2 separate regions of the Mus musculus genome follow, and region 1 is linked to region 2. Evidence: chromatin loops called from intact Hi-C (ENCODE). Cell type or tissue: heart. All regions are shown on one strand.

Region 1 (4,000 bases), 92 kb after region 2:
CATCAGTCCACTCCTGTCTCCTGACTAGAGGCCTCATCTACTCACAGTCAGCAGAACTCAGTCCTCACAGGTCTAATAGTAATCAACAAACTGGGCTGTGACTACCATCCTTTGGGGTTGGGGGAAGAGTCTAAAGTTGCCTTGTGGTTGTCATGGGCTCCAAGCATGTCAGGAATGTAAGGACATAAAGGAAGGGATTGTGCTAGGAGCAATTAAAGGGATGCTCCAGAGATCTGGAACTTCAGGAAGATCTTGTCAGTGTTTATAGCTAGAGAAAACTGTCCTTTCACAGAAGAGGGAAACAAAACAAAAGGCAACAAGCAAGGAAAAACAGAACCTGCAACTCTACAATGAATATATTCACTGAAGTGACACTCAAATAAAAGCTATGCTTGAGCAAGATGAGCATCATCGAATAAACAAGACATTTAAAGCAAATCAAAATAATCTCATGCATAGATGCAGGGAGGGGAGTGGGTGCACCTCTTTGTGCGGCCGGAGAAGCCCTTGGTACGGAAGGCCTTCACTCTCAAGACCATTTAAAATGAGAGGAAGCTCAGAAGGTAAGGACCATTTCTGGGCTAGCGCTGTTGCCCAAGCTGATCAAGTCCACCAGGGCAGTTGCTGGGACTAAGGAGGAAGCACAGTGCCCCAGCAAAATGAACCACAGGCTGGAGGGCGAGGAAAAAGGGAGATTGTGACAAATGAGACACTAAAACAGGTGCTTCAGGAACCTCAGGAAGCAGAATAAACCAGAAAAGATCAAGAGTGAATAGCCCTGCTATCCAGTGGGAAGACTGTTCTAGAGGACAATGAGCTGGAAAGCGGGTTTAAGGTAGTGGTTCATAACCTGTGACTCCACCTTCACAGGGGTCACATATTAGATATTCTGCATATCTGATATTTACATTATGATTCATAACAGTAGCAACATTACAGTTATGAGATAGCAACAATGTTATTTTACCACTGGGAGATTACTACAACATGAAGAACTGTCTTAAAGGGTTGCAGCATTAGGAAGGTTGAGAACCACTGCCCTAAGGGATCTCAATGCTCTGGATGTGTGTGGATTAAAGATGCCCTCTGTAAATTCCCAAGTCCAGCAGAAGAGCACAAAATGCCTTGCAACTGTTAAATCTGAGCAACCTATGGGGTTATTTGCTGTTTATACTGCCAGTAGTTATGAGTTTTCTCATCTATAAAACAGAAATAGGCATAGCATTGTCTCAGTCAAGGTCGGTGTGAGCTTTATAGGGCTTATTGCCAGCAAAAGCAGTGCCTGCAACATTAATAAGTATTCTGTAAACAAGTGTCTAATAATTACAATAATTATTACCATCAACACCTGGAGTCACCTAACTTGTAATATTTAATTTATGAGGGTGACTGCAGGCTAGAGTTGATGAGGTTTTTTTTTTTTTTAGCTTAGGGTTCGGAGGAAGTCTGATCAAAGTCCACTAAGTTTGCATAGACTAGGGGTGTAATAGAATAAATACAGCTTAATACAGCAAACGTGGGAAAATATTTCTTCTGTCTTAAGCCTGTAATCTCGTACTCAGGTGGGGTATCAACACTCAAATATGTTGTTTCTGATTTTCTTCATCTTTTACATTTTATTTATTTATTTTGTGTGGGGGAGGGTAGAGGTTGAAAATGTGAAACTCAGGGGACAGCCCACAGGGGTTTGTCCTCCTCCCACCATGGGGACTTTGATCACGCTTCCCACTGAGCCCTAGGCTGAAAAGAGAACGTGAGAATGCACATGTGCATATGAGGGTTTTCTCCAAGGCCAGAAGAGGGCATTGGATCCCCTGGAGCTGAAATAACAGGAGTTTGTAGTATGCTTGGCTTCTTACGTGGGGGCTGGGATCTGAGCTCCTGTTCTCATGATTGCACGACAAGCCGTCTTTGCCACTGACCCATCTCTCCAGCTCTCTGAGTTTAGTTTTTGAGTTTGTTTGTTTGTTTGTTTGTTTGTTTACTTGAGACAGGCCCATACTCTTTCTGCGGTGGGTGCATTAATTAACATGTTCTTGCTCTGTATCTTAACAAATAAGTAATTTGCTGATACGGGCTTATCTGGGAGTTGCTGAGATATTCAATTTCTTTTACAGAGTAAAAGCCACTCTGTGGAAGGGAAGACACAGTTTGATTCAGAATGTAAAATAGTAACCCATTTGAGGGTATAGCCTTTGGCTCTCCTTGTAAGCAATGAATGGTTTTGGTGCTAGAGCTATGGTCAGTTAAGCCCTAAGATGAGTTCATGTAGAACTGTGTGGTCTGGCCTTCTCACAGTCCAGATCAGAGCTTCCCTATGAAGATAAAAACGTCTCTCATCTTCACAGTAAGCGCTCGGCAAATACCTGGCCGTACATCGTTGAGAGGCTGAAATATATTCCTTTGCATTCTATGCAGAATAAACAGAGCAATGCATGCTGATAAGGACTTGCTCTGGGGCCTGGCAGCAGGAATGCAGAGAGGGCAGTGTGCCAAATCATTATGTCAAGTCCAAGGATGCTACATGCAGCAGGGGGGGGGGAGGTAGGGCTTCCACTCCAGCTGCCCACAGGCTTTTCGGGAAGCTGGTCCTTTCCCCTGCCCACCAGGGTCTGCCTGTGTGAACATCGCATGGCAGGACAGTGATAGGACAGCTGAAGCTGGCTCTCTGACACTACATGAAAATGACAAGCCAGACTCCTAAGGGAAAGACTTTGGTCAGCAGTCACAGCTCTCAATGTTCCTTAGATAGTTAGCAGACATTGGTTCTGACAGGTGGGTTATTTTAATGGTGGTGTGCATCTCGCACCCTTTGGCACTCAAGTACCTCGTATTTACTCCATGTAACAGTTAACGTCTTAGGGAAAAAATTTCAATGGCCAGTTATTCACAGAGTATGCTCCAGGAATACTAAGGTATTTAGAATCGGAGTGACCGGAACATGAAGGGGTTGGAAGATGTTTTAGGGAGTGTGAGTCACAGATTAACTTGAACAAAACTCATTGGTTTGTGCATGTTTTGTGTTTATACTGTGGATTTCATATCTATTATGTGTCTGCCCCGTGAGTGTGAGTCTGTTACGTGAGTGTTTGTTACTGGTGTTGTCTTCTGCTTTACAGATATAAATGGGAAACCTTAGCTCCGTGGACTTCTCAGATGTGCTTCTTAAGCTGCATTTTCATTTGCTGCATTAAAAAAAGAAAAAAAAAAGTGCTTTTAGACCTGATGGAACAATTGCTTACATCTATCTTTGGTCCGTGTCAATAAAGTGCACATAGTTCCCTATGAAGCCTGTAGCCGACTTGAAAAGTATTCATCTGGAAACTAAGTAGACCTTGATGTAAATAACACGGTGGAATGCTAGTTCCTTAGGCCGTGTTCCGAGAGAAACGTGGCCCTAGTGATAGGCATAGCGCACAGACATTGGCAGGCATTGGCTCTTTACACAAAGCAAATTATAGACAAGATCATTTGAGAAACTCCCCATTCAGAAGTGGTCTCTGTTTTCATTTGTGTTTGAATTCTTTCTCATAACTGTAATTCGGGCATTGCACAATAGTTCCTAAAACCCCCAAGGCTCCTCAAGTTCATGTCCAGCTTGCCAGTCCTGTTCACAACAAGCCCAGTGCCTTGATTCCCTCTCCTGACTCATCTCACGCTGCAGGCACTTGCAGTTTTATTTCCAGCCTTTCTAATCTCCCAGCAACACCCAAGGAAGCAATGATAAACAGAGGCAGCCAAGACCGCTCTGCCAAGTACCTCCACCCTGTGTCTATCTCTCCCCATTAAACTAACTTTGTGATTCTAAATCTGGCTCAGCAACCCATTGCTAACATTTTTTTTATAAGCTAATGGAAATTTCATTAACTCTAACACCAAAACCAGCTTTGCTTTTAACCCAAACACATTAATTATAACTATTTTTAAAGACCATTTCAAACTGATCAGAAACTTGATGCAGCTGATAAACTAGGAATGAACAAGAGAATGAATTCCACTT
Region 2 (4,000 bases):
TCATACTCCAGGCTGTGGAGTGAAGTCTGCTTTAGCAGCTGCCTCCAAACCCTTTTCTTTCTGCTCTCATGGTTTGGGTCGGGTGGCTACCTTTCTTCCTTTATCCCACCCTTCCCCTGAGGGCCTCGTTCTCTCTCCTGCCTGTAAATCATCTTAGAGATACAAAACTATCTATCCTGAGATGAATCCTTTCCTGAAGAAATTTACTTACAGAGATACCATGCTGCTTTGGTCAAAGCCTTCTTTTTCCGTATCTGGAACTGCCCATCTCTCAGGGGCCATTTGAGCATTCCCCACCTATACCTATTGGAAAAGAGAACTCTATGTTCAGAGAGTGCTGGGGAAGCAGTCATACCTCCTTACTTTCTTCTGAACACCCAGAAAGCAGACCAGAGAGGAAGCTGGTGCGCATCCTCCTTTCGGGCTCTACAACACACCTTCCCAGCTCAAATATCTGATCACGATACTGGAGTTTCTAGCAATGGTTTCTGGGCTGTAAAGGGGTGGGGGATGAGAGGCACTCTGCTGTTGTATTTTAGAGAGGTGTATAGGGGGACGCACCAGTCCCCCATCACAGCTCTTTTCATTACACAGCAAGCCATTCTAGCAGGTGATACTCATCTTCCTGTCTTGGCTGTGGTTGAGGAGCCATGGTCTCTGACTAGAGATGGAAAGGGAGACAGAGGGACAGGGGTAGGGAAAAGAAACTGAGTTTTGTTCCATTTATTTTGGAAGACAATCTATTCTTCTCTGGACTATTTATTGTCCTGTCCAGGTCAGAATCAAGGTCATATATAGAATGATCTTGTAGAGTATAAACAATGGGTCCAGGTTCCCACTATCTTTCAGCACCATTGGGCTTCTCTGGTTTGGGAGGGTAAGGGTATGTGGAATGGACTTGCAAGGCCATGCCTCTCGGTTCATCCTGTTAACAGCTACACCGTAGACAGTGTCTGTAGGCGTCAGCATATGTCTTTTGTCCATCTTAAATTAAGTCAGTTATTCTTGTTTTTGTGTTTCTTGGGCATCTCAGCAAAAAAAAATCTTGTGTTTCAGTTGTCACCTGCCTTGACTTAATAAGTCTGTCAATAAGACATTGAATACTGGAAGCTAGGACGCTACAGATAATCCATAACACATCTCTATTTTAAATTCAACACAAAGGGAAACAGATTTCCTTATTCACACATAGCTTTAAAGAAGAGGGATAATTCAGAACGTGTAATAGCACCATGATGAATCATGTTAGCTATTGAAAAGTACAGAAAATGACAGGATTCCCACAGAGGCTGCACCTCTCCAGCATCCTGGGCATGAGCGCACTCAGAAACTAGAAATATCAGTTTAGAATGGATGAAATTCATCTCCAGCAGAGCTGCTCCTGATAACGTGTTTCCCCAGTTCCACAGCCAGAACAAATTAATCCTGCAATAGAACCAAGAAAAACAATGTATCTCATACCTGGTCAAGAGACAGAAATAATGTATCTCATGCCTGGTCAAGAGACAGGAACAATGTATCTCATGCCTGGTCAAGAGACAGAAACAATGTATCTCATACCTGGTCAAGAAACAGGAACAATGTATCTCATGCCTGGTTAAGAAATAGTAACAATGTATCTCATGCCTGGTTAAGAGACAGGAACAATGTATCTCATACCTGGTCAAGAAACAGAAACAATGTATCTCATACCTGGTTAAGAGACAGGAACAATGTATCTCATGCCTGGTTAAGAGACAGGAACAATGTATCTCATGCCTGGTTAAGAGACAGGAACAATGTAGCTCATGCCTGGTTAAGAGACAGGATGACCCACATGCCTGCTCAGGTGAACTGCTGCTTATGCAAATCAGTTTATAACCAAGAAAACTGCATAGCCCTCTGACTGGAAAAACAGTGCAAATGTAGTCAGCTTGGAATTTAGGAAAAGAGAACAAAAACATGCCAGTGTGTCTTATCACTTTCCAAGCTGAAGAGCAGGTTCTGGCTGGTCCAAGCAAGCGTTGCCACTCTGCTGACAGGAACAACCTTATCTTGGAAGTGGAGGCGACCATAGCTGGTGACTCAGTTCCTGGAGATCATCTAGTGCCCTTGACTTTGAGCAGTGAGCAATCTCACTTTCCAAACATGGCTTCTCCTTCAGCTCAGGGGAGAATCTGGGCAGACAGAACATGGCTCTGTTGCCAAAGAGATAATAGAGCCTAGTTCTGTGGTTTATTGTTAATGTAGAGTAAATATAAACTCAAGCCATGGCCATTTGATACAAACAGAATGAGCCACACCAGGTACAAAAGATATAATGTAACAATTTTGTGGTGATCTCTCCCATGTACTTGTGATTTCCTGGTGTCTTCACTCTTAACTCCTAAACTAACAATGCTCACCCACTCTCCACTGTCCCCCATGTAAGCTACATCCCTACATTGCAGTCAGCCCTTTTCAACTCCACCTTCCCAGGCCCCCAAACTCATTCATATCCATAGCTCAGAATGTCTCCTATTTAGATTTTCCTTCTCCCTTCCTCCAAAATCCAAATCTCTTAGGGCAAGGGCCAGCCCACTTTATTCCAGTTAAACTTTTGCCGCCACCCAGCACAGCCGGTTTCTAATATATGCCTAGCATTCTGCGTGCACATTCTGCCTGGCCCTACATCGTCACAGTAGAGTTCTATTAGCATCATCACATCTTTTCCATCTCTCTAGTATGTAAATTTCCAGAAATTTTGGCCGTCTTTAACTCCTTTATCTATCTGTTTTGTCCCTTAAGGCTTTTAAGGGTACAGATTCTCAAGTCTCCCTTCGTCTTATCACACTGATAACAAACCAGACCCAGCATTTCCCTGAACTGGAAAGCTTCCACATTGTGAAAATGTAGCCCTGACTGCAGGCTGCTTGCTGATGGCTCTCTGCCATGTGCTTTTTGGGGAGCAGTAGTTGCTCAGCATCCTAGTTCTTCCCTCCATGGGACACACTGGTATAGTGACTATAGAGATAGGGACTCAGCCCCACTGGGCTGTTGTTCCTGTAAAGCTTAGAGTGAATTAGATTCTCTAAGGCAGGCTTTCTCATCTTTAAAGTTGAGTGTTCAGAGGGTCTTGATGAACATTAAACAAGATCATGTGATATGTCTAATAGGGTGCCCAGCACATGGTAGGTGCTGCATCTGGTGTTAACTGGGATTGACAAGAGGGATTCTAAGTGATCCTTGGTTTAAGTCATCACTGTAAGAGCCCTACAGCAGCAGCCTCAGACAAGGGGAAATTGCATAACACTTTAAGGCTTCTTGGTTTAAAAAAAAATCAAGGAGACATTAAATCAGACCATGACTATCAGCCTTTAGTGATAAGGTAGGATCAAAGATGTTCCTGGCCTAGATGTATGCCCAGGACGAAGAGAAAGAATGGGCAGGCAAAGGGAGCATTTCTCTAGGGAGGAGGAGCGTTCTCTGAGCTGGAGCCCACAGACTGTGCTCACACCTAGGCATCAGTCCAGAAACAACAAGAACACTTTTTCATGAGACTCCGGTGACTTCAAATAAAAGGTGCTGTTTCAACCTGCCCGGCTGTCCTCAGCAGAGGCTGTGAAGCAGGAAGAACAGGGTCCTTTGCTTTCTGCCCAGACTGTCCCAGATGAGCCAGAATCCTCAATCCTGGAAAAACAGTCTGCCAGGTTTAAAGACAATTTCAGCAGGAGAGGAGCCACGACCACGGTGGCCACATGGGTTGTAGAAACTGTGGCAGCCAGCCTTTTCTGGGAGCCTATTACATAAAATGGAGTGTGAATTAGAATGGGGATAGGCTGGGACAGAAGAAAGAACCATATACAAGCATGATTTCAGGCCAAGTCTATCTGTCCCCAAAGCTGACACAGCCAACATGGCCCCAACAGAGATTATAGATCATTACCAGGTTGGTGAAGGTGAGCAGTGGAATCTCAGAGGTGTAAGTCGGGCCCTCGTGTCTTTCCCGGTACCTTTTCGGTTGGCCTCGTTTGGATGCCTT

What was found. Hi-C counts contacts between places; a loop is a spot of excess contacts. Peaks named below come from ENCODE experiments on the same cell type or tissue, not always from the same donor. Only the 100,000 strongest peaks of a DNase experiment are listed, where the experiment ranks them.
Region 1: it touches region 2 in a loop (1.8-fold over the local background); 6 of 42 quality-filtered maps call a loop at or near these places.

The regions. Positions count from the first base shown.
Region 1 is chr12:70,555,566-70,559,565 of GRCm38, reverse strand. No RefSeq gene overlaps it. Among named protein-coding and RNA genes, the nearest start is that of Gm32219, 22 kb to the right of the region's middle. In heart, a CTCF peak has its summit at 1,784 (motif pointing right); a DNase peak (open chromatin) is centred at 3,675; H3K27ac peaks cover 1,048 bases.
Region 2 is chr12:70,647,930-70,651,929 of GRCm38, reverse strand. Gm24474 (a long non-coding RNA gene) reads right to left here and starts at 2,181. Exons shown (of 2, transcript XR_381651.4): 1 at 1,693-2,181; 2 at 1,223-1,425. In heart, no CTCF peak of the experiment used is centred here; DNase peaks (open chromatin) are centred at 2,059, 2,929 and 3,659; H3K27ac peaks cover 1,295 bases.